2 separate regions of the Homo sapiens genome follow, and region 1 is linked to region 2. A link is a loop called in an ENCODE intact Hi-C map of the cell type or tissue named here. Cell type or tissue: endothelial cell of umbilical vein. All regions are shown on one strand. Each heading gives the region's core, and the rest is flanking DNA. Links, peaks and the distances in the headings are about the cores only.

Evidence for each region. A loop is a pair of places that touch in the nucleus more often than their neighbours do. Peaks named below come from ENCODE experiments on the same cell type or tissue, not always from the same donor. Only the 100,000 strongest peaks of a DNase experiment are listed, where the experiment ranks them.
Region 1: it touches region 2 in a loop (12-fold over the local background); 3 of 110 quality-filtered maps call a loop at or near these places.

Annotation. Positions count from the first base shown.
Region 1 is chr6:5,414,508-5,430,417 of GRCh38, reverse strand. The region is part of intron 3 of FARS2 (phenylalanyl-tRNA synthetase 2, mitochondrial); the gene reads right to left. Among named protein-coding and RNA genes, the nearest start is that of FARS2-AS1, 36 kb to the left of the region's middle. In endothelial cell of umbilical vein, for the core only: a CTCF peak has its summit at 7,923 (motif pointing left); no DNase peak of the experiment used is centred there.
Region 2 is chr6:5,986,004-6,001,120 of GRCh38, reverse strand. NRN1 (neuritin 1) reads left to right here. Exons shown (of 3, transcript NM_016588.3): 3 at 1,917-3,122. The coding sequence ends at 2,145. LOC105374898 (a long non-coding RNA gene) reads right to left here and starts at 10,235. Exons shown (of 2, transcript XR_926413.4): 1 at 5,356-10,235; 2 at 3,030-3,305. RefSeq lists enhancers at 601-1,506, 1,507-2,413, 2,071-3,270. In endothelial cell of umbilical vein, for the core only: a CTCF peak has its summit at 4,855; DNase peaks (open chromatin) are centred at 3,390, 4,170 and 4,720; H3K4me3 peaks cover 1,796 bases; H3K27ac peaks cover 669 bases; H3K27me3 peaks cover 3,215 bases.

The DNA of each region.
Region 1 (15,910 bases), core at 3,427-11,426, 570 kb after region 2:
AACATAAATACAGCACTTTTGAGAAAAAGTGCTGTAATTTAAGCAATGGCCTTACTATTTAACAAGGGAAAAGACTAATGAATTCAAAACAATTAAAGCCTGCAAAGAGCAGAGGTCACTAAAAGCAGAGAAACCATATCAGAGGGTCACCTAGGAGCTTGATGCCCACTGAGAAGAACACAGAAAAAAGTGGGCATTTTGACAAATCCTGTGTTCCTGTCCCTGTGTCCCTTTCCCTTCCTGTGCCGACCTCTTCTTTTTTTAGGCAACACTTTGCTAAAGGACTCGATTCTCCATGGTAATATGAACATGCCCTCTTGTGAATTTAAAATACCATATGTTCTCACCCCAAACTACCTGCATGTTAAATCTTGTGGGAATCAAAATGTGAAGCAAATAAAAATAATGACAAAAATGGCTTCTATCTATTGAGGACTTACTATGCTTCTACCAACCCATTTCATAGATTCGGGAAAAAAAAAAAAGGCAATTGTCTTGCCCAAAGTCCCACAGCTAGCAGGTGACTGGGCCACTGTGCCAAACCCAGGTCTGCCCAACTCCAAAACCCCTGCTCTTGCTCTTGTTGTTTTTTTGTTTTGTGTTGTTTGATAGGATCTCACACTGTCACCCAGGCTGGACTGCAGTGGCTCCCCAATCATAGTTCATTGTAACTGCAAACTCCTGGGCTCAAGCAATCCTCCTGGCTCAGCCTCTGAGTAGCTGGGACTACAAGCACGCGTCATCATGCCTGGCTAATTTCTCTACTTTTTTTACTTTAGAGATGAGGTCTCGCTGTGTTGACCAGGCTGGTGTTGAACTTCTGGCCTCAAGCAATCCTCCTGACTCAAACTCCCAAAGTGCTGGGATTATAGGCAGGAGCCACGGCACTCGGCCCCAAAACCCAGCTCTTGACAGTTAAAACATAATTGCCTGCCCATCAAAAAAGATATTTTGAGAGTCAAACATTAGACAAGAGTGTAATTATCAAACACAGGGAGGCTTTCCTATGGCCCAGATTCCACAGGAGAAGGCAGATTTTTCTTTAATTGATTTGTTTTAATTGCATTTATTTTCCTTCTTAGCTGCTGTCTATGACAAGTGTCAACTGATTTCTGTTTACAACAGTAATACAATATTTCCCCCTCTTATTTTCTCTGTGTTAAATAGACAAACATTAAAGTGCACAGATATAAAGTGTATAATGTGACAAATGTTGACACAGATATGCACCCATGATACTGTCACCACAATCAAGACAATGAACATAAACATCACCTCCCAGCTTTCTCATGCCCCTTTGTAATCCTACCCACCTGCCCACTGCCCCACTCTTCTCCTGACCCCCCACATCTGTAGGCAACCACTGATTTGTTCTGCCACTATAGATGAGTTTGCATTTCCTAGAATTTTATAAAAATGAAAACATACAGAATGTACTCCTTTTTTTCTTGCTTCTTTCATCAGGGTTATTTTAAGATTCACCTGTGTTGTTGCACCTATCAATAGTTCATTCCTTTTTATTGCCGAGATCGCATCAACACTTTTTCTAACTGGGAAAAAAAAGCTGGTCTTGTTGCAGGCCGTTGGAGAACTGTCCCCACGTCCCCTGAGTAGTCGACTTTTCTGTGTGGAAGCTCAGACACGCAGAGCCACTGCTTATTTGGGACTGTATTCTGAGAAGAAGGGATTTATACACCTGTATCCCTGCCCATCTTTGGGACCAACAATTCCCTATCAATATTTTTGTAAAAAGCACCAGAGACAATCCTGCTAACAAACAGAAATATGTGAGGTCTTGGGACATGGAAGTGAGTGCAGAAGGACTGACAGACAAAATAATTTCTATCTTTCTTTTTTTATAACTCTTGGCACGTAAGCGGAAAACATTTTATGACAACAGTTTGGAACAATATATTTTGTGTACATGGCTTTGGATATTTGGCCTGAATTTTACCAAAAGCAGGAACAGGACTCAGGGTTAACATCATGATTTCATATAATTAAATATAATTAATTTTATGTAATTAAACATTACCTAAATGCTTGGAACACAGTGGTAAAGTAAGTGCTACACAAGTTTACTTTCTCAGTTTGCTCTTAGGTTCTGTTAAAAAAATCATTTTGGATAGGTTAAATAAATATGGAAGAGTTCAGTTATACAACTCCATCTCTCACAACTGTAATATCTTAGGTTCTCCCTAGTCCAAGAGGAAGACATTTCAAGACATTAATAAGCACTGAAAACAATTACAAGTGTTGATTAAAGTCATTCCATAATCAATGTTTATTAAACCCTAACTAAATGTCTACTGCATATGGTCTCATAGGAAGCCGCGTCTCCGCAGAGACAGGTCCCTGTTTACACACACCCACTAGAGCTGCTGGTGCTGATGGCGTCAGCACAACACAAGGATAGAACTGAGAAGTGATGTGATGGCTCTCCCTTCTCCAGGAACCTTCCTTCACTGAAGGGCTTTTGGTTTACCACTTCTATAATGAGAAAAAACAATTATAGCTTTGGATTGAAAATTTCTGTAATGTTGAACAAATTCTTAAGATAAAATATGTTTTATCAACCCTTGCTCTTTTTTTGGTTTAAGATCTCAGCCACCACAAGCCCTCAGTTTCTTCTTCCTCAATCATCCTGCAGGTGTCTTTTTTGGTAACAACGTGGGTAACTGCTCCACAGTGAAAACTACAGATAGCAAAGCAAGAAAAGCAGGGACGTTAGCCGATGTTTTTCAGAATCCACCAAGATGATAAACACGAACGATTTAATGGAGCAGAATCTATTGATACTACCATAGTAACTAAAACAGAAAACACAGACTGGTAAAAGTTGTGTCTAATGAGACCAGGAAGTTTTTAATCCTTTTTACCCCCTGAGATCCTCTGCTCAGTTTCGTTTTAAAATCTACATGACCCCACAAAGAATGCCAAATCTATACACCATTCATTTCCTTTGTTCTGCTACTTTAAGGACTTCTTCAGTTTTTAAGATTTGCCTCTTTCACATAAATAGACAAAAGTCAAAATCTGTGCTTTTGAAGTCTTATCCATAAAACCTTTGCCTACACCAATGTCCTGAAGTAATTCATCTGTTTTCTTCTAGTAGTTTTATGGTTTCGGGTCTTACATTTAAGTCTTCAAACCATTTTGAGTTGGGTTTGTATACGGTGAGAAAGACAGCACTTGCCCAGAATCATTTATTGAAGAGAATATCATGATGGATATGCTAATTTCCCTGATTCGATCATCACACATTGTATACATGTATTAAAATGTCACTCTGTACCCCATAAATGTGTACAATGATGTGTCAACTAAAAATAAAAAAGGCCAAAATTTGCAAAGCACTATTTTTGAGTACACTGTGTCTCTACTTCAAACATAAATAGTAATTATTTGAAAGTAAATTATATTAATGTGAACTTTTTCCCAATATACCATATTTTCTTACACATTTTAACAATTTAAATTTGTGACATTGAGGGCTGGACACAGTGGCTCATGCCTGTAATCCCAGTACTTCAGGAGGCTGAGGCGGACAGATTAGTTAAGATCAGGAGTTCGAGACCAGCCTTGCCAACATGGTGAAACCCCATCTCTACTAAAAATACAAAAATTAGTCGGGTGTGATGGCACATGCCTGTAGTACCAGCTACTTGGGAGGCTGAGTCACGAAAATTGCTTGAACCTGGGAGGTGGAGGTTGCGGTGAGCCAAGATTGCGCCACTGCACTCCAGCCTGGGTGAGAGAGTAAGGTTCAGTCTCAAATAAATAAATTAATTAATTGTTACATTGACACATTAACAGAGATTTTTAAAAAAATCATTGGTAGTGAAATTATTTCTTGAATACTTTGATATTACCCCCAAAATACACTTTCTTCTTGTTTTTCAATCTATGATCTCAAAATTACTGTAGGTATTATTATATCTAGTTGAAAAAGCATCTTGACATGCTTCTTGTATTAAAAGATACAATGCCAAATAACTAGCTCAAAACTATGTTGAGTGTGACTTATTTCACATGTCAAGTATTAGAAGTCAGAATATTTACTAAAAATTACGTATTTTGTGTTATATATTAATAGAGGAGAATTTTCAGTAAGCATATCCAAATCATATGGATTCATTATGCATAAGACTAACTTCTTATTGGGGCTATAGAGGAAAATTAAGTGCATATATGAACTATATATCTAGTGGAAAATAATGCCAAGGTTTTTTTTCCTATTTCCTTGTGTCTTTTAATTTCCTAAACCACACAGATGAAGCTCAGAGCTTTTTTAACGGCTTCAGAACTCTGAGATTACAGCAACTGTCAAAAATTATACACCTCAATTTTCAGCCTAGAGCCACATAAAAGAAAGTATACTTTAGGAAAAAAAACCACACCTGGGTTCAAGCCTCAGCCTTCTACCATTTTTCCTGTGAAACCGCGGGAAGCTTACTTATCCTCTTTGAGCCCCACCTGCCTCTTCTCTACACCGTGGATAATGATTGCCCTCACCCAGTGGTTTCAAGAAAAGACCCTGTGGGAGCCCAGGTTTTCTCAAGAGGCAGCAATCCTCTTTGGAGATCTGGACACTGACTCAAATTTCTCCTCTGAATAAGGATGTTGAGTTTGTTCAAGAATGAGGAGAGCCCAAAGTCCAGAAGCAATCACTCAAGTGGGACTTCAGAAATAAGTAGAAATACCTCCAGGACAGTGACATGAGCCCAAATGGAAGAGGTATAGCAAGAATTCTAAGCCTGTCTCAACTCCAGCAGGACATTACCTGCCACAGGGATGGGGAAGGCAGCACTGTACCTCGCCTGCTCTGTGTACCAGCCTCCCGACTTCTGCACCTTTGGCAAGACCAGCCAGGGACACTTGCAGGGCGGGTGTGTGTGTGTGTGTGTTTGGTCTCTTCCCACCAATCCCTGAAGGGCCTGAGCACTCTGTCTGACATACTATAAACATTTAAGTAGACGTCATTCCATTCCATCCCACCTTCGTTAAGGATCTCATTCTGAATAAACATCACGTTCCATTTCCCTGATTTATTGACTCATTAAAGAGATTCTTCTGCTGTTTCCCATACCGTTTGTATTTAAAGATGGGACTTTCCTATCAGAACTGCCTTCCACAGATGGTAGAATCTAAATTTTGAAAGATCAGTGGCCCAAACTAGAGCATATACCAGTGATTTTCTACACCAAACCAGGGGTACCCTCCATGAATAATTTTTTAAAATTAACTGAACAAATATGCCATTAACCACTGGTGTTTGGCATTATTTTCAAAATAGATTTTCCCTCAGTTGACACCAGAAAAATAGTAGAATATAGTGGTCTAATATCAGGGTTGCCACTCACACTTTCTGAACAGCTAGTATCCAAGGAAGGAAAGGAACGTGGAAAGAAAAAGGAAGGAGGGGACTCTCTGGCTGGAAACAAATTCTTAAAGAGCTGGGATCATCCTCGATAACCACAATCTAACCACGGGAAATCGTGCAGCCGCCACTGTCAAAGACATCTGATGATTCCATCTATTCTGCTTCTGTTGAAGACCCGCAACCTTTTGATAGAGCCCATTTTTTCATGATGTTTCAATAGTGCTCTAACAGCATTCTTTTATAAATTGTTTTGTTTTGAATAGGAAATATGTTCACAAGGTTCAAAATCAAAATACTATAACAGGATCCATCTCATTATGTAATAGGGCATGACAAAGAAGTCTCACTTACCTCCCTTTCCCATCTTACCCCAATCTCCTGGACCCTTACGGTAAACTCTCAGGGTTTCCTTTTTACTGCCAGATGTTAAGCCAATACAAATATCTGTTTCTATTTTCCTTCCTTTGTTATATAACAAGCAGCATAGTGTGTACTTTATTCGGCACCACGCTTTTTTCACTGAATGATGTGTCTGGAGGCCTCTCCACATGAATGCATAGAGCACGCCCTCAGTCCTTTTCTTACTCCTACCAAAGATTCCTGCATGTGGCCCACATTCATATAAGAAGTCTTACTGATACACACTTGGAGAATATTCAGTGTTGTGCTACTGAAAGCAATGCTGTGACTAAATACCCTGTTGAGTTGAAGAGTAAATGCTTTTATGATTTTAATAAATATTGCCAAAACGCCCTCGATAGGTGTTGTATAATATTTTGCACTAACATTAGCTCAATACTTTCCACAGGCGCCAAGGCCATAGAACTAACTGGTGGAAGAATACAATGAGAGTGTAGGTCCCAGACAAAGATCCAGGGCTTTGCTGATAAAAGAACACCAGCTCGACCCTCTTACGCAGCTCCCACTTAGATAAAGCAACAGTTGAGTACCCACAGACACGATTCCCAGGGCTGCCTTCCTTGCCCTTGCTGTTTACATCTCGTCTCTCCCCTAAGAGAAGAAAAGAGTGTCTTCTGGACTCAGTAAATGTGGCTGGCAGTCATAAGGAAGAGGAGGCACTTTTAAGGCCTGAAGCATCCATGTGGGAATACAAATACTGATTCTGTTTCCAAAGCCCACCTCACACGCAGCATGAAGTCATTCATGACCTACACTTCATCCCTATCTAGGGCCTTACAAACCTGGCAATGCCACCACTGTGACTCTTTAAGAGCGCCATATATATCCTATGCGTCCACACAACCATGTACCCTGGAGTCCAGCGCTGCAGAGTGCCAAGTGGAATAAAACCATTCCTACTACAAAGTTAATGGTAAATACCACCTCTTCCCTCTCACAGAGGGTAATAAAATCCTCCAGTGTGGGACCTCCCAAGCATACAGAAGATATTAACACTATTTCAGCCACAATGACTCCTGCTAAGACAAACACAAAGCAATAGGGGAAAAATAAAAGGCAGGCGATTTCCTCCACCATTGGCAATGGTATAACTGGTCCCACAGCTATTATTCTTCTGCTTGGCAGAAAGACCAATGTGTGCAAGTGCAGTTTCACACTGTTCCCCTGGGACTCCTCTACACAGGGATCCTTTTGACTAGTGCTTGGATCGTAAGATGATATGATCGTTTCTCTACCTCACAATGAAATGAGAAATGGAGTATGGCACAATTTAATGGGCCCCTCATTCTGAAATCTGGGTATGGGTTCAGAGGCACCAGGGTAAGTGATCACTCCCGTGCTCTCTATCAAGCAGCAGAGGGGACAGTCCAATAGCATCCCGGCCTCAGGCAGAGCCACAGCACAGCCCTTTGGTCCTCGATCCTCCTCGTCAACCTGTTCTCGAAGGAAACTATCTTCAGATCCCTGCAGGCTACACAGAGAGGCATTGTAAACAGAAGGCTCACACACCAGCCTCCACAAAGCTGGTCGGGTGGGGGACAGCCTGGATCTAAGAGCCAGCACAGATCTAGAAGCAAATCCCAGCTTTATCACTTGCAGCTGAGTGACCTCAGGCCAGTTACTTAACCTCGCACTGCTTCAATTTTGTCAAAAATAAGAATATCTCACAGAGTTTCTGTGACAATTCAGCATGGGGAAGTGTGTAAAAAGCCTAACACAGTACCTAGCAGCTCATTAACACTCAGTGGGTATTTTTTTTCATTGAATGTCATGAAATTCAGCTCATAATCTGAAACATCTCACTTTTTAATAAAATATGAAAAAATAAGCATGTCTAAATTGTGTTCCTGGGTAACTGACATTTACTGTTCATTTACTATATGCTGGGCACTGTGCTAAACACGTCCCATGCCTGCTCTCACTTCATGCTTACGCTGATGTGAGGCTGGCATATACACTGAACAATCGTTACTCTCATTCCCACTTTGCAGATGAGGGAAATGTGACTGCAACAGCTCACGTATCTAATCTCAGTTTACAGTAGAGAGTAAATGCCAGGATCAGAACCAGGTGTGTGGGACAGCACAGCCCCATGCTGCCCTCCACTGGAGCAGACAGTGCAACACCACATTAACTCAGCTTCCAACACAAAGCACACTCATGAGACCAAGAAGGCACGGTCTGTGTCCTTGTTCTCCTAACACACAACAGTGACATTTATGATTTAAAAAAAAAAGAGAGAGAGAGAGAGAGAACCAAACAGGCATAGTCTAAGTTGAAAGATAAAAGGTGATATGGTTTGGCTGTGTCCCCACCCAAATCTCATCTTGAATTCCCACGCATTGTGGAAGGGGCCCAGTGGGAGGTAACTGAATCATGGGGGCAGGTTTTCCCATGCTGTTCTCGTGATAGTGAATAAGTCTCATGAGATCTGACGGGTTTAAAAACAGGAGTTTCCCTGCACAAGCTCTCTTCTCTTGTCTGCCACCATGTCAGATGGGCCTTTCACCTTCTGCCATGATTGTGAGGCCTCCCCAGCCATATGAAACTGTGAGTCCATTAAGCCTATTTTTCCTCCCAGTCTCAGGTATGTTTTTATCACCAGTGTGAAAACAAACTAATACAGTAAATTGGTGCCAGCAGAGTGGGGCGCTGCTGAAAAGACATCCAAAAATGTGGAAGTGACTTTGAAACTGGGTAACAGGAAGAGGTTAGAATAGTTTGAAGAGCTCAGAAGAAAACAGAAAAATGTGGGAAAGTTTGAAATTCCCTAGAGACTTGTTGAATGGCTTTGACCAAAAGCTGATAGTGATATGGACAATGAAGTCCAGGCTGAGATGGTCTCAGATGGAGATGAGGAACTTGTTCGGAAATGGAGCAAAGTAACTTTTGTTATGTTTTAGCAAAGAGACTGGCAGCATTTTGCCTCTGTTTTAGAGATTTGTGGAACTTTGAACTTGAGAGACATGATTTAGAGTATCTGGCAGAAGAAATATCTAAGCAGCAAAGCATTCAAGAGGTGACTTGGGTGCTGTTAAAGGCATTTGGCTTTATAAGGAAAGCAGAGCATAAAAGTTTGGAAAATCTGTAGGCTGACAATGCGATAGAAAAGAAAATCCCATTTTCTGAGGAGAAATTCAAACTGGCTGCAGAAATTGGCATAAGTAACAAGAAGGTGAAAGTTAATCCCCAAGACAATGGGGAAAATGTCTCTGGGACATGTCAGAGGTCTTTGTGGCAGCCCTTCTCATCACAGGCCTGGAGGCCTACAAGGAAAAAGTGGTTTCATGAGCCAGGCCCAGGGTCCCCATGCTGTGTGCAGCCTAGGGACTTGGTGCCCTGTGTCCCAGTTGTTATGTGGCTGAAAGGGGTCAATGTAGAGCTCGGGCTGTGGCTTCGGAGGGTGCAGGCCTCAAACCTTAGCAGCTTCCATGTGGTGTGGAGCCTGTGAGTACACAGAAGTCAAGAATTGAGGTTTGGGAACCTCCACCTAGATTTCACAAGATGCATGGAAATGCCTGGATGCCCAGGCAGAAGTTTGCTGTAGGGGTGGAGTTCTCATGGAGAACCTCTGCTAGGGCAGTGCAGAAGGGAAATTTTGGGTAGGAGCCCCCACACAGAATCCCTGCTGGGGCACCACTTAGTGGAGCTGTGAGAAGGACGCCGTCCTCCAGACCCCTCCAGACCCCAGAATGGGTCTGGGGTCCACAACCAAGAAGAACCAGGAGCCTGCCTCCTGCAGGATGGCACACTGTGGGCTTGCGGCAGGAGGGAGGCAAAAAGCTTCAAGTCAGAGTCTGGGATGGGATAAGCTCCATGACGGTGCCAGAAGGAAGTCAACAGCTTGCACCAGGCACCTAGAAAAGCCGCAGACACTCAACACCAGCCTATGGAAGCAGCTTGGAAGGAGGCTGTACCCTGCAAAGCCACAGGGGCAGAGCTGCCCAAAACCATGGGAACATACCTCTTGCATCAGCAGGACCTGTATGTGAGACATGGCGTTGAAGGAGATCATTCTGGAGCTTTAAGATTTTACTGCCCCACTGGATTTCACACTTGCATGGGGCCTGGTAGCTCCTTTGTTTTGGCCAATTTCTCCCATTTGGAAAGGCTGTATTTACCCAATGCCAGTACCCCCATTGTATCTAGGAAGTAACTAACTTGCTTTGGATTTTACAGGGTCATAGACAAAAATGACTTGCCCTGTCTCAGATGAGATTTGAGACTGTGAACTTTTGAGTTAACACTGAAATGAGTTAAGACTTTGGGGCACTGTTGAGAAGGCATGATTGGTTTTGAAATGTGAGGACATGAGATTTGGGAGGGGCCAGGGATGGAATGATATGGTTTGGCTGTGTCCCCACCCAAATCTCATCTTGAATTCCCATGTGTTGTGGGAGGGGCACAGTGGGAAGTAATTGAATCATGGGGGTAGGTCTTTCTCATGCTGTTCTTGTTGCAGTGAATAAGTCTCACAAGAGTTGATGGTTTTAAAAATGGGAGTTTCCCTGCACAAGCTCTCTTTTCTTGCCTGCTGCCTTGTGAGACGTGTCTTTCGCCTTCTGCCACGATTGTAAGGCCTCCCCAGCCAGGTGGAACTGTAACTCCATTAAACCTGTTTTTCTTTCCAGTCTCGGGTATGTCTTTATCAGCAATGTGAAAATGGACTAATACAAAATGTAAACCTCCACAGGCCAGAAGCAAAACAGGAAGAGAGGATAAAGTGAGCCTGCTGGGCTTGGGGTCCACAACCAAGAAGAACCAGGAGCCTGCCTCCTGCAGGATGGCACACTGTGGGCTTGGGGCAGGAGGGAGGCAAAAAGCTTCAAGTCAGAGGCTGGGATGGGATAAGCTCCATGACGGTGCCAGAAGGAAGTCAAATACTGTCACCCAAATGCAGCATGGGGCTGTAGATCTAAGGAGCTTTAAGATTAGGGATCCAAGCCATAGGCCTAGGATCAGCTCCATCCCCTCATTGTATGGGTGCTAGACATCTGATGGATCCCTGGGAAATCTCACTCTGGATTTCAAGCCTAGAGAATTGGGTGGAATCACCTGCAAATCCACTTATAGGGTGAATAGTAAGAGACGGGGGATGGGGGAGAAGGACAGGAACGAAGAAAACAGAGAAACGGTAAAGAACAAAAAAACCTTCCTCTGAATATGACCCTGCAACCCAAAATTCTAAAACATATGGACAAATCTAATGCTAAGTAATACAGCCAGCAGAACAAATAATCAAACATTAACTTACCTCAGTTGAGATTATTTTTATGAAACAATCTGAGACTTTAAAATAAGTGTGTTTTAGATATCTTAAGAGATACATGAAAGCACAATTCACTGATGTGTTCTAGAAAATAAAATTCATAAAAATTCTGGTTTTGTAAAACAGATCTAAAAATGCATCTTTAGGATTGTATCCATCTCCCAGTCAAATTCTTCTCTGAGAAGGAAAACACCAGCCACCCTTTCAAAGAGTTCCTGTCACAAACATTAAGCTGCATCAGAAAAGAAGACCAAAAAAGACACAGAGAGTAAGTGATGAGAGAGATGTAAGAATATAATGAAGGCGAAGAGGGGAATGAGATGTAATAGAAAATTGCAGGAAGGAAGGTCCAGAAGGAGTAGCCAAACGATTCAAATGAAAAAGAGAAACTTCCACATCTGGACAGGATGGAATAATAAACCAGTTTTACCCTTCCATATGAAAAACTAATAATAATAATAATAATAATAAAAAGACAAATATATAAAATCACACCACTCAAAACAGAGGACACCAGGTGACCAAGGACACAGACCCCCCAGAGGGGTGAGACCTAAGGAGAACATGGGAGAGCCCAAAAGTCTCCTTGATTTGAGGAGACAGAGCCGGGAGTCTGGACAAGTCAGGATAGCTAGAATTCTCAGGGCAGAGTAAAGGAGAGAAGAGAGCTGCGCGAAGAACTCTGGAGATCTGCAGAAGAACCCCTTCAGCATTCAACTGAACACTGATCATGTGTGTTGAAAAATCTACCTGAGGTCAGGGAACAAACCACACAAAAGGATTAGAGGGAATAAAGTTGGAGCTCACACAGGACCAGGAATAGTGCCAGTTCTCAACAGCCAAGGGGAAAACCTCATAATTCACGGGTTATCGGTTACAGAGCTAAGACAGGTCTCGCATAGGTAGTGGGCAAAACTATCCCCAGACGAAACTCTATACTGGTCCTGCCTAGTAAGGCTTAAAAAGAAGACCTAAATGGATCAAAGTGTTTCTAAGTAATCCCAGAATAAAGCTCGCGGATATTAGGAAGGTAAAAAATATCCAATGCATCAGAAGGTAAAATTAACAATGTTTGGCAATATCCTATAGTAAATTACCAGGCATGCAAAATAGAAACAAAATACATAATACAAAGTACAGAAGAATCAAAAGCAATTCACCAAGGAATGACAGATGTCAGAATTAGTAGGAAAAAATGTGTTAAAATATGTATTATATATTCGTTATGTTCAAAAAGCTAGAAGAAAGACTAAACACGTTAAGTAGAAACAGGGATGATATTAAAAAGATCCAAACTGAAGCAAATGAATGAGATGAAAAATACACAGGAAGGAGTTAACAGAAAATTAGACACTGTAGAAGAAATATTGGTAAACTTGAAGATAAAGCAATAGAAATTATCCAAAATGCAATATAGAAGGAAAAAAAAATCACTGAAAGAAAAATGAACAGAGCACCAGTAGTGGAAAAGTTTTAAGTGGCCACATACACATGCAAGTGGAGTACCTAAAGGAGGAGAGTAACAGAAAGTATCTGAAGAAATAATTGACCACAATTTTCCAGATTTCACGAAAAATATAAATCCAAGAAGCTCAACCAATTCCAAACATAAGAAATCTGAAGAAAACTGTATCTATGTACATCATAATCAAACTGCTTAAAACCAGTGACAAAGAAAACATTGCAAAACGACTCAGAGAGAAGAGACACATTATGTACAGAAAAACAAAGACAAAAGCAAAGTTAAGAGCAGATTTCTCACAGGAAACAGGGCAAGTGAGAAGAGATCTAGGAATATCACCTCTAAAAAACTAAAAGGGCCAGGGCACAGTGGCTCATACCTGTAATCCCAGCAGTCTGGGAGGCCGAGGAAGGAGAATCACTTGAGGCCAGGAGTTCAAGACCAGCCTGGGCAACATGGTGACACCCCATCTCTCTACAATTTTTTTTTTATTTTAAAAGTTAGCGGGGTGTGGTGGTGCACACCTGTAGTCCCAGCTCCTCAGGAGGCTGAAGTAAAAGGATCCTTTGAGCCCAGGACTTGGAGGCTGCAGTGGGCCATGATCACGCCATTGCACTCCAGCCTAAGTGACAGAGCAAGACCCTATCTCAAAAATAAATACACAGAGGTAAAAAAAACTATTAATCTAGAATTCTTTTCCCAGTGAAAATATCTCAAAAATAAAGGCAAAATAAAAGCTTTATGGACATACAAATGCAAAAGAATTCATCACTAGCAGAAGCAGACCTTCTGCTGTGCAGAAGGAAAATATCAGTTGGGAACCCAGATGAAGAGCACTGAAGATGGTAAGGACCTAGGAGATATAAAGACTTTTCTTACTATTTAAATATCTTTAAAAGCTGATCAACTATTCAAAGCAAAAACAATCATAACGTATTTAGGAGTTGATAGTATACATAAGAATTAAAATATGTGACGGCACAAAGGCCAAGATGGGAAACAGGGAAGTCTGCTGTTCTTACGCTATACAGAAGTGGGGTAACAGCACTCAAAGTGAAGTGAGACTGTGATAACTGTAAATCCTAAAGCAACTGCTACAATAACAAAACAAAAAGTTACCCCTCATAAGACAAAGGAAATAAAATGGAATAATAAAAAATACAATTAATCCAAACAAAGTAAGAGAACAAAGAAAAAAAATGTTACTCATAGAAAGCAAATAGCAAAATGATCATTTCAATCCAACAACATCAATAATAACATCAAATGTAAACAATCTAATTAAAATAACTTTGAAAAAAGAACAAAGTTACAAGAATTTAACCGATTTTAAGGCATTATAAAGCTACTGTGATAAAGACAGTGAAGTATTGTGTCAAGATAGACAAATAACAGATGCATGGAACAGAATAGAGAGTCCAGAAATAGCCCCAGACATACATGGTTAATTGATTCCAGACAATGGTACGAAGACTTTGCAGTGCAGAAGGAAAGGTCATTTCAACAAACGATGCTGGAACAACTGGATATCAATATGGAAAACAAAATTTCAATCCGTACCTCAGATCATCCATAAAATTCTTCAAAGGAATCACAAATCTAAATATAAAACTGAAAACTATAAAACTTCTACAAGAAAACATAGTAGAAAAATCTTTGTGACCTTGGGTTAGGAAAGATGTCCGAGAAACAATATCAAAAGCATAATCCATAAAAGAAAAAAATTGGTTAACTGGGTTTCATCAAAGTTAAAGAACTTCTGCCTTTTGAGGAACAACACTAATGAAAAGACTGAGTGAAAATATTGCAAATCCCACATCCCACAAAAGAATCATATCCAAAATTCACAGTTTCAAAAATCAATAAAAAGATAATAGGGCCAGGCGCAATAGCTCACACCTGTAATCCCAGCACTTTGGGAGGCCAATGTGGGCAGACTGCTTGAGCCCAGGAGTTCAAGACCAGCCTGGACAATATAGTGAGACCCCATCTCTACAAAATATAAACAAAATTAACTGGCATTGTGATGAGCACCTGTAATCCCCATTACTTGGGAGGCTGAAGTGGGCGCATCGCTTGACCTGGGAGGTCAAGGATGCAGTGAGCTGAGATCATGCCACTTCACTCCAGCCTGGGCAAAAGAGCAAGACCAAAAAAAAGAAAGAAAACAAATGGGCAAAATATTTGAATACTTTGCCAAATAGTTATATGAATGCAAATAAGTACATAATATTCAGCATCATTATCAACTAAGAAAACACAAATTAGGCAGGGAGCGGTGGCTCACGCCTGTAATCCCAACACTTTGGGAGGCCGAGGTGGGTGAATCACCTGAGGTCAGGAGTTCCAGGCCAGCCTAGCTAACATAGCGAAACTCTGTCTCTACTAAAAATACAAAAATTACCTAGGCGTGGTGGCGTGCACCTGTAATCCCAGCTACTTGGGAGGCTGAGGTGGGAGAGAACTGCTTGAACCCAGGAGGTGGAGGTTGCAGTGAGCTGAGATCACACCACTGCACTCCAGCCTTGGCGACAGAGCAAGACTCTGTCTCAAAAAAAAAAAAAAAAAAAAAAGAAAAGAAAAGAAAATACAAATTAAAATCATAATCAGATACCACTACACTCCTATCAGAATGGCTAAAATTACAATGACTATAACAAGTGCTAGCAAAAATGAGGAGCAACTTCCACTCCTAGGCACTGCTAGTGGAAATGTAACATGGTACAAGCAGTTGAACAGTTCGACAGTTTCTTTAAAAGTTAGTCATGGCCGGGTGCGGTGGCTCACGCCTGTAATCCCAGCATTTTGGGAGGCCAAGGCAGGTGCATCATGAGGTCAGGAGTTCAAGACCAGCCTGGCCAAGTTGGTGAAACCCGGTCTCTACTAAAAATACAAAAAAAAATTACCCAGGCATGGTGGCGGGTGCCTGTAATCTCAGCTACTCGCGGGGCTGAGGCAGAGAATTGCTTGAACCCAGGAGACGGAGGTTGCAGTGAGCCGAGATCGCGATGCTGCACTCAAGCCTGGGTGACAGAGTGAGACTCTGTCTCAAAAAAAAAAAAAAAAAAAAAACAGTCATATACCTACCATGCAGCCATTCCATTTGTAGCTATTTACTCAAGAAAAAAAAAAGCGATGTCCATATAAAGACTTGTCCACAAATATTTATAGAAGCTTCATTTGCAATAGCCAAAACCTGGAAACAACCCAAATAGCCAACAATAGGTGGATGAATACACATATTGTGGAATATCAATACAATGTAATACCCTACTTAGTAACAAAAAGGAATGAAGTATTGATAACACGCTACAAAATGCATGAATCTCAAAATAATTATGCTGAGTGAAAGAAGCCAGAGAATACATACAATAGG
Region 2 (15,117 bases), core at 1-8,000:
AGCTAAATGGCTAGTGCTTTCCTATCATGAAAGGGACAAAGTCATTTAATTCTAAAAGTCTCGTGATGGATAAGAATGTATATCTATAAGGATAACAAAAGGTTGCATATAGAGCAGCTCCCAAATCCTCTGTCATTTGGTGGAACTTGTTTATTCCAAGCTATTTTAATTTTAAGCAGAACTTCAGTCTTGGAAAACAGGAAAGTGAGAACTCCTTCCTGAGGTCACAGGCCACGGCTAGGTCCAGGCCCTACTCATTTGGGGGAGCTGTTTGCTCAACACGGAGCTGAAGCCCACTTCTGCCCAGCCCCAGGTGGAGTCTATCCTTCTCTACCAGGTCCCTCAGAACTCTGCCCTCATCTGGGCGTACATAAAAAAAAAAAAAAAAAAAAAAAAAAGAGCAATTTAGGCATCCTTTAGCAGGGGCAATTCCACAGACAGTCTGCAGGAAAGCTGTCCTCCCTGGGCCTCCTAATGTCCAAATGTTGCTGTTTATTACAAGTTGAGGAACCTGGAAGCTCTGTGTCCCTCCAGTACTCATAAATTAACACAGTGCCTGCCTTCAATGTGCTTACAGTCCAGGCCAGCCAGCAGAAGGAAGAGAGAGGAGAAAATACAACCAAACCATGTAGAAGGCAGGTGCCTGTGACCTGGTGCTCAAGGCCCGGGGCAGGTGGGGACCAGCCCGGAGTTACAGAGAGGCGCAGACCGACCCAGCTCTGAAAGGAGACAGCGCCCCAGGAATCGATCACGGGTTGGGATTATATTTAGTCTCAGGATCTATTTTGGGTTTTCAGAAGAAAGGGGGACAGTCAAAAGGGACAGGTTGGATGAAGGTTGTGGGGGTGGGTCTAGGAGCTGAGCCTGGGAGGAGGAAGTGGTTGAGTTAGGCGCCAGGCTCCGTGAACTGACCGCAAGAGGAGGACAGAGGGTGGGGAGTCCTCGAAGGTTGGCAGAGGTGGGCACCACGCCTTCCCCGCAGTTCCGGCCTTGGAGGCTGGCGCTACATCCTGAAAGCTGTGGGGAGGAAGCCCCATGGGGCCCAAGCCCACGGAAAAGACTGGGGAGGGAGAAACAGGAGGGACCCAACGCGCAGGCCTGGGACACTTGGATTCGCAAGAGCAGATGAAGGCTACGAGGCCGGCCCCAGGTGCTCGGCCACTAACACTCACCGACCCCGGGGAGAAGAGAGGCAGGCAGGAGTCTCCAGGCCGAATCTGAGCCGGGAACTGTGGAGAGCAAGGAGGATCCAGGCAGGTTGTGGGAAGGAGGAAGAGGAAGTGGGGAACAGAAGAGAGGAAAGCAGACGGAACGGAAAAAGAAAGAAAGGGAAATTCAGGAGAACGGAAAACAAAAGGAAGAGGTAGTAGGTGGAGGGAGAGAATGAGGGCGAAGGCGAGAGTACCGCGGCGTGGAGAAGGAGGGAGACAGAAGGGGCGAGGGGGAGGAGAATGTAAGAAGCCCCGAGGGGAGGGCCGTGCTCAGAGCTAGTAACCCATCTTGCAAGCTAAGAGGCATTAATGGGCGGCAGCTTGCGAGGCTTAGCACTGTTTTCCTAGCTTTCCCCGAGGAGGGCGAGCAATCTGTTTGCGGAGGCCGAGGTGCCAGCGCGCCACAGCGGGTGCACGGCCCGGCTCCCGGCTGCCTAGTCCTCTCCCGGCAACTGGAAGGGAAAACCAGACAGGAGGGGGCGCCCCCCCACCCCCGCTTTAGACAGCCGCTTCTGGGGTAGGCGGAGGTCCCGCGAGTCCCGACCTCGCGCAGGCCAGGCGCCAGGGCGGTGAAGAGAAGGTAGGGAGGGGACACCCCGGGAAGTTGGCGGGGCCGCCAGCGGGGAGGCGCAGGGGCGCAAGCCCGGGGTGTTCCCGGCGTCCCAAGTGAACCTGCTTGTTCTGTTTTGTTCTGTTCCTCACCAGATACTGGGAGGATTTCCACAGCTGCACGGTCACAGCCCTTACGGATTGCCAGGAAGGGGCGAAAGATATGTGGGATAAACTGAGAAAAGAATCCAAAAACCTCAACATCCAAGGCAGCTTATTCGAACTCTGCGGCAGCGGCAACGGGGCGGCGGGGTCCCTGCTCCCGGCGTTCCCGGTGCTCCTGGTGTCTCTCTCGGCAGCTTTAGCGACCTGGCTTTCCTTCTGAGCGTGGGGCCAGCTCCCCCCGCGCGCCCACCCACACTCACTCCATGCTCCCGGAAATCGAGAGGAAGATCCATTAGTTCTTTGGGGACGTTGTGATTCTCTGTGATGCTGAAAACACTCATATAGGATTGTGGGAAATCCTGATTCTCTTTTTTATTTCGTTTGATTTCTTGTGTTTTATTTGCCAAATGTTACCAATCAGTGAGCAAGCAAGCACAGCCAAAATCGGACCTCAGCTTTAGTCCGTCTTCACACACAAATAAGAAAACGGCAAACCCACCCCATTTTTTAATTTTATTATTATTAATTTTTTTTGTTGGCAAAAGAATCTCAGGAACGGCCCTGGGCCACCTACTATATTAATCATGCTAGTAACATGAAAAATGATGGGCTCCTCCTAATAGGAAGGCGAGGAGAGGAGAAGGCCAGGGGAATGAATTCAAGAGAGATGTCCACGGACGAAACATACGGTGAATAATTCACGCTCACGTCGTTCTTCCACAGTATCTTGTTTTGATCATTTCCACTGCACATTTCTCCTCAAGAAAAGCGAAAGGACAGACTGTTGGCTTTGTGTTTGGAGGATAGGAGGGAGAGAGGGAAGGGGCTGAGGAAATCTCTGGGGTAAGAGTAAAGGCTTCCAGAAGACATGCTGCTATGGTCACTGAGGGGTTAGCTTTATCTGCTGTTGTTGATGCATCCGTCCAAGTTCACTGCCTTTATTTTCCCTCCTCCCTCTTGTTTTAGCTGTTACACACACAGTAATACCTGAATATCCAACGGTATAGATCACAAGGGGGGGATGTTAAATGTTAATCTAAAATATAGCTAAAAAAAGATTTTGACATAAAAGAGCCTTGATTTTAAAAAAAAAAGAGAGAGAGATGTAATTTAAAAAGTTTATTATAAATTAAATTCAGCAAAAAAAGATTTGCTACAAAGTATAGAGAAGTATAAAATAAAAGTTATTGTTTGAAATGGGGGTGTCGTTTGTTTCCTACCCCAACCTGCTTTCTTGACCCAGTTCTCAGGGAACCTGAAGGGACACAGGATGCCGGTGATAAGCTCACCTCTTCAGGAAGCCGCTTCAAGCAGACCTGCCACCTTCAAGCAGACCCTCCTCACTTAAGCCACTTGGCCACTTCCCCGAAACCGTGCTTCCTTAAAAAAGAGAAAATGAAAGTTGTTTTTAAATTAATTACAAAGCAGAGATTCTTTCTGTTTGAGATTTAGAGGAACTGGGCTTGCTCGCACAGGCAGACAATGCCAGTGGCCGGCCGTCTGCCCCCGCCTCAGGCGGGCCGGAGCCCTAACCACGATCCTCGCAGGCTCGGCCTAACCACGATTCGCCTCTTCCTGTGCGGTGGCCAGAGGCAGCTTGCGAAGGAACCGCCATTAAGGGCTCCAGCAGAGGGGCCGAGAGGCTGTGTTCCCTGGCAGGGATCAGGTGAATCCTTTCATAATTAATAAGACAGCTCAGCTGAAATGGCGAGGAGACGGGCCCTATTGATCTGGCAGTGGGGCTGATTCCACCTCTCCTATTTATAGGCCCCGCATGGCCTTAAAGAGAAGTAAACATTCCGGAGTAAATGGGCAGAGGCGACCCGGGTCCGGGGACTGCAGGCCTGGAGTAGGCGGGGGAGAAAGAACTGCATGCAGGTCTCTGGGTTCAGAGAAATCGAAATCTGATTTCTTGGAGAAGGTGGCTGTGGGAGGAAGCTGCGGGGGCCCCGGGGGGGGGGGACGGGGGAAGGGAGGAGGATGGAGAGAGACCAAGGGGGCTGCAGCAGGTTCCCGCACGAAGCCCGCCGCCCGCTGCGGGGAGGGTGGGCCCGGGCTCTGAAATGCAATGTGTAAACAATTGCTAGTGTAACAGTTCATAAATCAAACCCAGTGAGTCGCAGCCCAATCTGCATTCCCCCCACGGATTGAATTCCAGCAACACATGCGTCCCTGCGCCCGGAGCGCTGGAAGCTGCACGGATTCTTAATGGCAGCATATATTACGGCCGCGCGTTCACGCACGCGCCGCTCGGGGCCACTCCGGGGAATCGTTTCGCCCGCTAACTCCCACCCAGTCCCCTCCTCCCGACGGAGGTCTCAGTCAAAACCCGGGTTCTCAGTCAAAACCAAAGCAGATCCGCGCTACCTGCGCGGGGTGGTCACCCACCAGCAAACGCTCGGGGTTTTGGAAAATAGTTGCATTTTGTTGGTTTCGTTTCAATGGTTATTTTCGGTCTGCGTATAAATAGGATGATTCTAACTGGAGTTCAACCCCTGGAATTCAAATTAGAATGTCTGTGCCTATCTTAAATACGAATCTATTTAACAAGGAGGAGAACCAGGATAAAGAGGGAGGGTCTTCTCCATTTTTGCCATCGTAGCACGCCGCCTCCTATCAGTATCTTTTCCTCTACATATTGGGGGCAAACAAGTGCTCACAACTAAGCCCATTGCTTGTCAAAATAAAAGGCAGGCGCCCTTCTGCTCCGACTGTGGAGAGAAGGGAAACCCCCCCACGACCCACAGAGGACGCCCCTCCCCTAGCAGCGCGGGCTTCCTACTCGGAAATCAATGTCCTGGAAGATCTAGGAAGAGGCAGGCTAAGGGCGGGGCAGAAGGGGCGAGGGGGCGGGGACTGGGAGCGCGGGCTGGTCTGCTCTCCTAACAGGGTTCTTCTCTAGGAACCCCTGGCTCCTACTGCTGTTCCAACTGCTTCCCAGACGGGGCCGCCCTAGAGGAAGGGCGCCCTCTCCCCTCTCTCAGCCCCTCCACGCGCTTCCAAGCCCCCACGCCACGGAGTCCCAGATCGCCCTGGGAATCTCCAAACCTTATCGTCCTGTCTGGGGCTCCCTTGTCTGTCCCAAGCCGAGGACCACGCTCACGTGAGCACGGAGATATCCCTGGGAACGCAGGGCCGCGAGTCTTGGAAACGCAGGCTTCCGCAACTGGAGCGTTAGAGAACGTTTCTTCTTGTGGTGATTGTTTAGATTATTATCGCGCCGTCTTCGGCTATAATTTGCCGTTTAATCATGATGACATCTCCATATGTTGGTTGATGTTACCGGTTTTAAGCAGCAAAGCTGCTAGCCTCGTTGGCAGTTCAGGGAGATGACATTAACCAGGGCGAGCATGCCCCACTGATGAGATGGTGGGAGTATTGGGAGTGGGACGGAGTGGGCTTCAGGCACAGAGGACATCGTCATACCTACCTCCTCCCCACGTCGGAGTAGCCTCTCCGTATCTTCCCACAGCCCGTGGCTCTTCAAGTGGCCCACTCAGGCTGGCTTCGAGCCTTTGAGGAGCTGTTGGGATTAGAGAAGGACCTCCTTTATCACATCCTCTGTCCTAGTAAGTTCAAGACAAGGTAGTTCACTTGAGTACCGTGTCTGACAATCCTTATTATGAACATGTCAGGCCAGTTCCAGAGCCCTGCCTGGGCCCGAGGAACTCCAGGGCCCGTGGGAAAGGAAATCGGACGGAGGGAGGAAACTGGCACGAGAAAAAGGACTCGAGCGTGGAAAATGGGGGACACGGGGAGAAACGAGGGGGAAAAAGATCCGGAAGTAGGGTTAGAAGGGAAGAAAGGTGGGCGATCACCTGAAACACAAAAGGAGATGATGGAGAAGCTTGGAGACGCAGATAGAGCTCTGGGCAAGAGCTAAGGGACAAAGATGACCTTGGGACTTATTTTCATTCAGAACCCCCAGAGAAGAAAAGGCGCACAAGAACCTTGACACAAATTCTCCTTCTGCGGACGCAGAGATCTTTCCACTGTAATCAGTACCCCCAGAGGGCCAGGGCCGCCGGGAACCTGGCGTCTTGGTGCTGGACGGACCGAGGCAGGAGCGCCAGCCCCGAGCCTTCTCCCGGAGCCCACCCCAGGAAATCCGATGAGTCAGCCAAAGATGGAGCCAGAGATTTCCCCCTTGCCGAATTCTCCCTCAAATATCAGGAAGGTATTCAACCATTATCTCCCCGCCACCCCCACTTTTCCCTACAATACACGAGCTCTAGCTTTCACGCTGGCCGTCCATCCTCTGGAGCTGTCTACCGCCCCGACCCAGGGGCACGCGAGGGAAGGATCCCTAGCCACTCAGAACACCTACCAGGGGAAATCAAAGCGTTGGTCTCCTCCCCATCACCGCCCCCCGCTCCCCTCCCAGACGTGAAAACGAAGTGGTGAGCTGGGGGTGGGGGGTAGGAACGGAAAGGAGCGGCTGAGGACGCCAGCTTAGGGCTCCGGAAGACACCGCACCCCCCACCCCGCCCACACCTCCACACCCGGTCCCAAATCATCGTACCTCCCTAGGCTAAGGAGTCTAGCAACTTTGTAATCTTGTAGCTTGTGGTTCCCCCACCAACCCCTCCACTACCCAAGAGAAGAACAGTGTAGAGAAAGCACCCCCTGCAGGGCCCTTTTGGAGGTTAACTCTTGGGCAGCCTCGGCCCCCAAACCCGAATGCCGGCGGGAGAAGAGTTAGCCCAAACCCTGCCCAGCCCCAGGAGAGGAACCTCAGCTTGGCCCCACCGAACTCCGGCCATCCCGGCAGGCGCACGGAGAAGGCCCTTTCTCCCCACTCCACCCCCACCGGGTGAGGGGAGGAGAGTGTAACATTTGCGCCCAGAGTTGCGCCCTGGAAGGACGCAGCCTTTAGTGTGGCTTCCAAGAGCCAGGACTTCGGAGCCGGAACACTCCTGTTCCCACCTGCATGACCATGGGCGGGATACTGAACCCCGCTATACCTCAGTTTCCTCCTCTGTAAAATAACGATAATAATACTTACCTCATAGGATTGTACCTTGTATCAAATGAGACAGTATAGGTAAAGCTCTTTCGGACAACATGCCAGTTACCTCGTGCTAGGTAGTACTAATTTAATTTCCTCAGGTGGATCTCACCGAATTCTTCAAAATAACCTTGAGAACCTCATTCTTTTAATATTTTGGGAGCAGTTATTCTTTATGGTAAAGCGTTTTAAATTCCTCTTACTGCAGGCTACTACCCAGTGATCCATCATCCTCTCTGGCCTTCTCAAAGGATGTTCTAGATAAGCTCCTTGAGTTCAAATAGCCAGGTCGCTCAACAATGTGTGCACCCCCAGACTCTACTCCACCCCATCCCCCTCAGTGCCCAGGCCAGACCCCTGGCTTTTGCTTTCTGCAAACCCCCAACTAGAGTGGCCAGGTTCTCCCAGCATGGGATTTCTCCTGTATCTTCCTTGACAACTTCTCTTCCCTGCCCCCGCTCACTCCCACCATTTATCTTAAATTCCTCTCCCAACATTGAAAAATGTAATGAAGTTATTGTAAACAATGAAGCAATTCAAGAGTACAGAGAGGGAAGAAAACATCCTCCCTCCACTAATAAATGGTAGCAGGTTGACGTGTGTTCTTCCATGCCTTTCCCCGTGCTGTTACACACATATACACACATACATATATGGAGGTTGGCTTTGGGTTTCGCTTTGTTTCATTTCTGCAAAATTGTAATATGTATTTCTCTGCAACCAAATTCCTCAAGAGCAATAGTTAAATATCTCCTTTTAAATGGTGACATAATTCCTTCTATTGATGAATATTTAAGTTTTTCAAGGTTTTTTGTACTGTATAAGTATTGTGTTCATAAATATTCCTGTTCAAACAACGTTATGTACTAGTATTTTAATTTCTTCAATACAATAGGCTTGATCAAAGTTGGATTGCTGGGCAGAAAGGTATGTATGTGTGCTTTTCATTTGAGAAGATGTTTGTTTACTTTCCCAAAGGATGTAGAGATTCCCTGCATCCTTATCAACACTGTATGCTAACACTTTTTGCCTTTTTTGTCAACCCAGTAAGTAACCTTGCTGCTCTGGAAGGTCAGGCTTTCCCACCATCTGCATTAGATTCCTTGGGTCCCTCCCAGGCCCTGATCACCACCAGAGTGTCCTCCTGCACTGGTGGGGAAGGGTCAGCTGGACTTTGGGTTCCCCTCCCCAGGAGCAGTGGCAAGGGCTTCGCAGGGAGTGACTTTTGTGCAAAGTCAGGCATAACTAGTCCTGGAAGACCCTGGCTCTCACTGGCTAATCTAATCAAAATGCCTCGGGGAGTTTAGGGCTTGGACCGTGCTGGGCTGGCTCAGTGAGTGATTGTGAACTGGCAGAGGTGGGGCTCAGCTGCATGTCTCCCCACTGCTCCTGCAGTTTCCATTCGGGACACTCAGCCTGAGCCAGCTCTGCACCGAGGCTGCGATCCCCCGGCCTGTCTGCAGTGGAGGGCCAGCGATGGAAGGAGGCAGCAAAGGAAAAGAAAACAGCAACCACAGAACAAGGGCGGCAAAGATGACAGCTGAACTTTTCTTTTCCTCTCCCACCCACCCAGAGAGTCTGAGAGGCTTCTGTGAGCAGGATCCAACCCATGGAGAGCGACAAGGAAGGCTGAACCATCTAGGGGGATTCAGGGTACAGAGATCTAGATTGCACTGTCTCTTCTCTCTCATCACTCCCACCCCACCACATTTACTCTAACTTTTTAAAAACTTTAACTTTCATTGAGCACTTACTACATGCTAGGTGTTACGGTGAAGCTTTACAAACATCATCCCATCTCCTTCACAATTTCTGTAAGAGGATTGTATTATCCCCATTTTACAGATGATGAGCTGAGGTTTGGAGAGAGGTTAGTAACTTGCCTAAGACCAGCAAGGAGCAAGAGCGAGAGCTGACCTTTGAATGCTAACCTGTTTGGGGAACCTGCCTTAAGAGATCACTTCGCTTTGCTTGTTCTATTACTATTTTGAGGCAAAGAAACACAAAGAAAAAACACAACAAATAAATTTAAGTCCTGTGGTAAGCAGAAAAACGTCCTTGCAAAAATGTCTGTGACTCAATCCCTGGAACCCGTAAATGTGTTAGTTAATGTGGTAAAAAGAGAATTAAGGTTGCAGGTGGAATTAGACTGCTAAATCGGCTGCCTTTAAAATAGGGAGTTTATCCTGGATTATCCCTAGAGGCCAATGTAATAACAAAGGTCTTTAAAAGTGGAAGAGGAAAAAAGAAGAGGTCAGAGTCATGTGATGGGAAGATTCAACCCACCCTTGCTGGCTTTGAAGATAGAGGAAGAGGCCAGAAACCAAGGAATTTGGGCAGCCTCTAGAAACTAGAAAAAAAAAAAAAAAGAAAACTGATTCCTCCCTAGTGTCTTCAGAAAGAAATGCGCCCCAGTGATTTTAGCCCAGTAACCAATGTCAGACTTCTGACCTTCAGAACTAATGGCAAGATAATAAAATCCTATTATTTAAGCCATCAAATTTGTGGAAATTTGTTAAAACTGCAAATAGAAAACTAGTACAAGTCATTATTTGCACTGTACCAGTTTAGTTAAGGGAACACATCACACCAGTGAGGCCTGAGGGTTCAGGATGTATGTGTACTAGGGATTTCTCAGGGCCCTTCTTTGTCCATGTGTGCATTCAGAGGAGACAGCAGCTTCATTTCAACGTGGGGTGATGGTGTTTGTGAGAAAAAGAAGACATTGTAGAATTAATTTCTAAGGACAAAAAACAAAACAAAACAAAACAAAAACCTTGTGTTGATTTTTCACAATGTCTCGTCATAGAATCTTTTTTTGTTATTTTTTCCCCTATGTTGTGCCCTTTTTAGCTGTAAGACCTTCCTGTTTTCTTTCTTTCCCTCCAGTAATTTAATGGACATGCAGTTCTATTAAAGGAGTTATTGGTTTCTGTAACCATCACAGGCCTGCCCAGATATGAAAAGTTCATTGTCACAGTGATAGATGACTTGAGATACATTCATGAAAAATCTATCACCAGGTAGTTATTCTCTCGATAAATCACGGCGACTAATATTAGCTACATACCTCATCACCTGGACAAATCACATGTTGAATTGCTTTTAATGGGGGTTGCATTTCCAACTTTTACATTTCCCAGGACACAGAAGGAATGGGTTCAGTCTCTATGGAATGCCTAGAATGAATCCCTTGCTGTGGATGTGGTAAGAAGGGAGAAACACAGGAAGACACCAAACCAGACAAACCTCAGGCAGCCACTGCCTTTCACATCGAGAGACACTCCTTAAAATAGTCCAAGTCCCTAGTAAAGAGGAGAAGGGAGAAAAGGACATGTTTGTCCATCCTTGATTTGTTAATCAAGTCACAAATTGCTTTGTTTACATTAAGACACCACCATGGGAGTCTCTTCTTGATTAAGAAAGAAGCAACACCAAACAAGCAAGCTTGTGGGGATGCCAGGCTGGATAATTAACTTCAGCGCGCCTTCCTGACCCGGTTGCCACAGACTGCAGTGCCTGGGCCTGCCTCAATCTTTCCATTTCCTGGGAGGGTCAGCTGAGCTTCAGCAAGTGACTATAAAAAATGGCTTTCATAGTCCTCAAAGTCCTCTGCTTGTCTCCTCAGGGTGTCACCTGAAACAAGTTGGATTGCGCTCTCACTGAGGCAGGGAGAGAAATCCCAAGCAAAGTGGGTCATTTAACTCTGGCCAAACACAAATTCTTCAAAACAGGCAACTTTGAAGGGGATAAGGAACATCAAAGCACATGGGAGGCACATCCATCAATCCCTGTCCAGAGACATGATGGTCCAGCCATGTGGCAGCCAGGTCTCCCAGAGGCTTGTATACTCTCAGCCGGCCTGGCAGTCATGTTGGTATCACGCACACCTTCCACCTGTTGCACTGCACCCTTTGTGCAGCGTGTTTTCCTGTGTAACCATTCTTCTCCCATCCTCTTGTAATATTTTCTGCTCTTTGGAACATAACATGGGGAAAACTGCATTTCCTCACTTGCTTTGTTTATTGGGGTTGTGGTATATTGTTTCCTATTTCTGAATAGCCCTTGGACACTTTTGTAGATGGCAGAGAAAAATGCCTCCAATTCTGCCCAAATCTTTATCTTCAGGAGTCACTATAAATTCAAATCCAAAATGTGCTCATGTGTACACATTTATACAGATGTTCATATATTCTCTAATTTAGATATTTTCTGGGACACAGATACATACACACACACACATACACACTGCATTTGCAAACCTGACCTTATTCCTTCTGATTGGCTCTTGGACCTCATCTTTTATCTTTTCCATTGGTTTTGACATTTTGTGTTTCATTCTCCACATGCTCCTTCCCCTGAGCTTACAAACACACTCAAATCTCTTATAGCCTAAAAAAAAAAAAAAGGCCTTCCCTGTCCATCCTTTTACTGCACGCAGCTGTTTCTCCATTTCTCAGCCATTTCACAAATACATGATTGTAAGTTCCTAGAACAGTGCCCAGCCCAAGGCAAACACTCAGCAGATATTGGGAGACTATATGAATGAAATCCTCTCCTTCCCCTTTTTGCCAGCTTCCTCCTGGCTGGCCTCCAGCCTGTGGCCTCCAGAGCCAGGTTCCTCCTTACCAATGGCAGACACTCCACTCTCATTGGCCTCCTCCTTTTCCCCCATGTGTATCTTACCCTTTAAACACTATTTTATGTATTCTATTTTTAAATTTTCACCACATGTCCACATTCACTATGGGAAAATTAGAAACTGCAGGTGACTCAAAGGGGAAAAATGTAAAATAGTCATAATTTCTTCAACCAGAGACACACATTTTGGTCTCAGTGTCTCTGGTATTAATTCTCCCATTTCCACATGGGTGTGAAAATGTCGTTTCCCTCCTTTAAGAACCTTCATTTCCTTCCCATTGCTGAATCATTGCTGAGTGACTCTGACTCCCTGCGTGACACCGAAGATTCACCAGGATCTGGTCCCATCTCATCTTGCCAGCCTTCTCCCCAACCACAGCCCTCTATGTTTCCCACGCACGTGCTACAGCCGTACTGACTTCCTTCTTGCTCCTTCAACCTATGCAACCCCTCCTCTATTCGATGCCTTTGCTTATTTAGTTCTTCCAGGCTAAAATGTATTGCACTTCCACCCCAGCGCCTCCCATCCACCCTTGCATGTCCTATTCCTTCAAGATCCTTCTCAGGCTCAACCTTGCATGAACACTTCCCTGATCCCCTGGTCAGAATTATTGGGATGGCCCTCAATAACCTCTTGTTGTTCTTAATTTTGTATCCCAATTAGAGAACTGCTGATCCGTTTTGTCTTTAAACCATACGTTCCTTGAGGTCAGGGACTATGTCTCACCCATCTTTGAACCTCCCACAGTATCTGGCACTGTGCCTGGCACAGATGATTATTGAGTAAAGAACATTTCCAGTCCTTACCACCTCACACATATGTAGTTGCATGTTCTAACTTTAAAATAAATAAAGGTGTTGCTAATGCCAACACTTCTCTGGGCTACTTCTTGCTAATGCCTTTTCTCCCTCAGAAACTCCTCCTAGGCAGCATGCGTGTGTATTCCTGGTGAGTAGAGGCATAAAATTGTTGGCTGCATGTCATGGAGTACCTACCAATGGTTAGAAACAAAGGAACAGACACATCCATGGCAATGCAGATAAGAGAGAATGAAAAAATGGTGGCTAAAACAAAAGGGAAAGAGAAAAGAAGCAACTGAATACATCCTGTTTATGCCTTTCAGAACAACTAGCTCAACATTTCATTAGCTTGTTATATTTTTTCACGGGCTACAGGGAAACCTGAAGGACTCATGGTCCTTCTTTCATTCCTTCTTTCTCATTCAAGGAACTCTTGAAATCTATAACTTTCCTGGCCCCTTGTTTGAAGAGGAGAGTTTTCCATGTCTCATCTTCACTCAGACTACGCGCTTATCATCTAATGCATACACAGTGACTATGCACATGGGATCCGGCCTCCAAAAGGGCCTCCAGTGAACTTGACTCCTGGTATATGTGCCTGTGTGTAGTCACTTTGCACAGTGAATCAGGGCTGGCTTTGTGTAACCAATAGAATATGAATAAATTAATGAAATTTGACTCCCAAGGATAAGTCATAAAAGGTATTGCAGTTTCCTCCTTAGTCCCTTGGATTACTTTATTTGGGGGACGCCAGCTGCCATGCCATGAGGCACTTAAGCAGCCTTGTGGAGAAGCCCACATAGAAAGGAACTGAGACCTCCTGCCAACAGCCAGCACTGACTTGCCAGCCTCAAGAGTGAGCCATTTTGAAAAGTAGATCCTCCAACCCCAGTCAAAACTTTAGACGGCTGCAGCCCCAGCTGATATCTAACTGTAATTTCATGGAGACTCCGAGCCAAGACCATCCAACCAAGCTGTTCTGAAATTATTTACCCACGGAAACCATGAGAAATAATAAATGATTGCTGTCTAAGCCACTGTCTAAGGATAATCTGTTATGTAGCAACAGATAACTAATAAAGTGTATCTGGCATATTCTTTCATTTTAATCTGTAATGTTTGTTCACTTGTCCCTGTGTGTTCGTGTGAGTTTTGATAGGTTTTGTTTGTAAGTTTTTTGTTGTTGTTGTCGTTTTTCGAGACAGAGTCTTGCTCTGTCACCCAGGCTGCAGTGCAGTGGCATGATCTCAGCTCACTGCAACCTCCATCTCCTGGGTTTAAGCGATTCTCCCATCTCAGCTTCCCAAGTAGCTGGGGCTATAGATGTGCGCCACCACACTGAGATCATTTTTAATTGTTTTTGTAGAGACAGGGGTCTGCCTATGTTGCACAGGCTGGTCTCGAACTCCTGGTCTCAAGTGATCCTCCTGCCTCGGCCTCCCAAAGGGCTGGGATTACAGGTGTGAGCCACACCATACCCAGCCTTTAAGATTTTTTAAAACAAGGATTTTAGAGATTTAAGTCATTTTGTATAGCAAATAGCAAAATTCTTTGAGCATCTAAAGTCTTTAAACAATGATTCCTGTCAACCAGGAAGCGGTTTCAGAAAACAGCAGTAAGTATACAAACAGGAGAAGAGTCATAAAGAGAAGTCATGTTACTCAAAGATGAGCAGGGAAACACTGCAGTGATTAGGTCTGAAAGAGTAAATGGGAAAATGGCAACCACAACCGGGCCATTATGACACTATGCTGCCCTTTGCATAGCTGGAGACACCCCCAGAAGCTGAAGGGAAAAACCTTGTTTCAACTTTCCTCCCACCTTCCAATCTTCTGCCAGAGCCTCCCATTGGCAAAAGCTAACAAGAAGCAGTAGGCAAAGGAGTCTGGAAAGTGTAGTTTTCAGGCTTCCTGCCCTGGCAATGGAGAAAAGATATATTAATAGATAGGGCAACCATGGAGCTGAGCCAAAAACACACTCCTTATCACCGGGAACAATAACAGACATAAAGGGGAAAAAAATGTATGTGTTTGAAGGGGCTCTACTCAAAAATGAAGTAGCCAACCTGAGAGATTAGAGAAAGAGGAATTCAGATGCTCCCACATTCATCTTCCGAGATGTATCCCAGGAGCCGGCCAAAAGACTGGGAACCCACTATAGGTATAGACCTCTAAATTCTTCAAATGAGCTGCCACAATAAAGCCCTTTTCAGTAATTGCAGTAGAGCACCCCTATTAAGAAGAGCTAACACATTGGACACATGATGGGTCAGGTGCTGTTCTAACTGCTTTTCACTTAACTAATTTAGCTCATCAACATCTTCATGATGTTGGCCCTATTGTGATCCATTTTACAGGCGAGCAAGCTCAGTCCTAGAGAAGTTAAGTCACAGAGATGGTGTCAGAGTCAGGTCCCAATATGATAGCCTGGCTTCAGAGGCCGTGTGTTTACCATTCCATTATCCTGCCTCTCACTTGCTGAACCTATGCCCAAAGTTTATTAGAAGAGATGAACAACACAAAAAGGAACTAGAGAACAGGCACTGTAGAAACCCAACTCCTGAGCTACAGGGCCAACCTTAGACTCAGCTTGTCCAAATGTTGACTGACAGACAACCCATTAATTCCTTTAGAAAAACCATGGTTTATTGAATATCTGGTGCTCTTTTTCTGAAATTCTGGAAGACCCTTCTAACTCTGGAAATATCCTCTGCAAACCAAGTGTGGAGGAGGGTTAGCAACC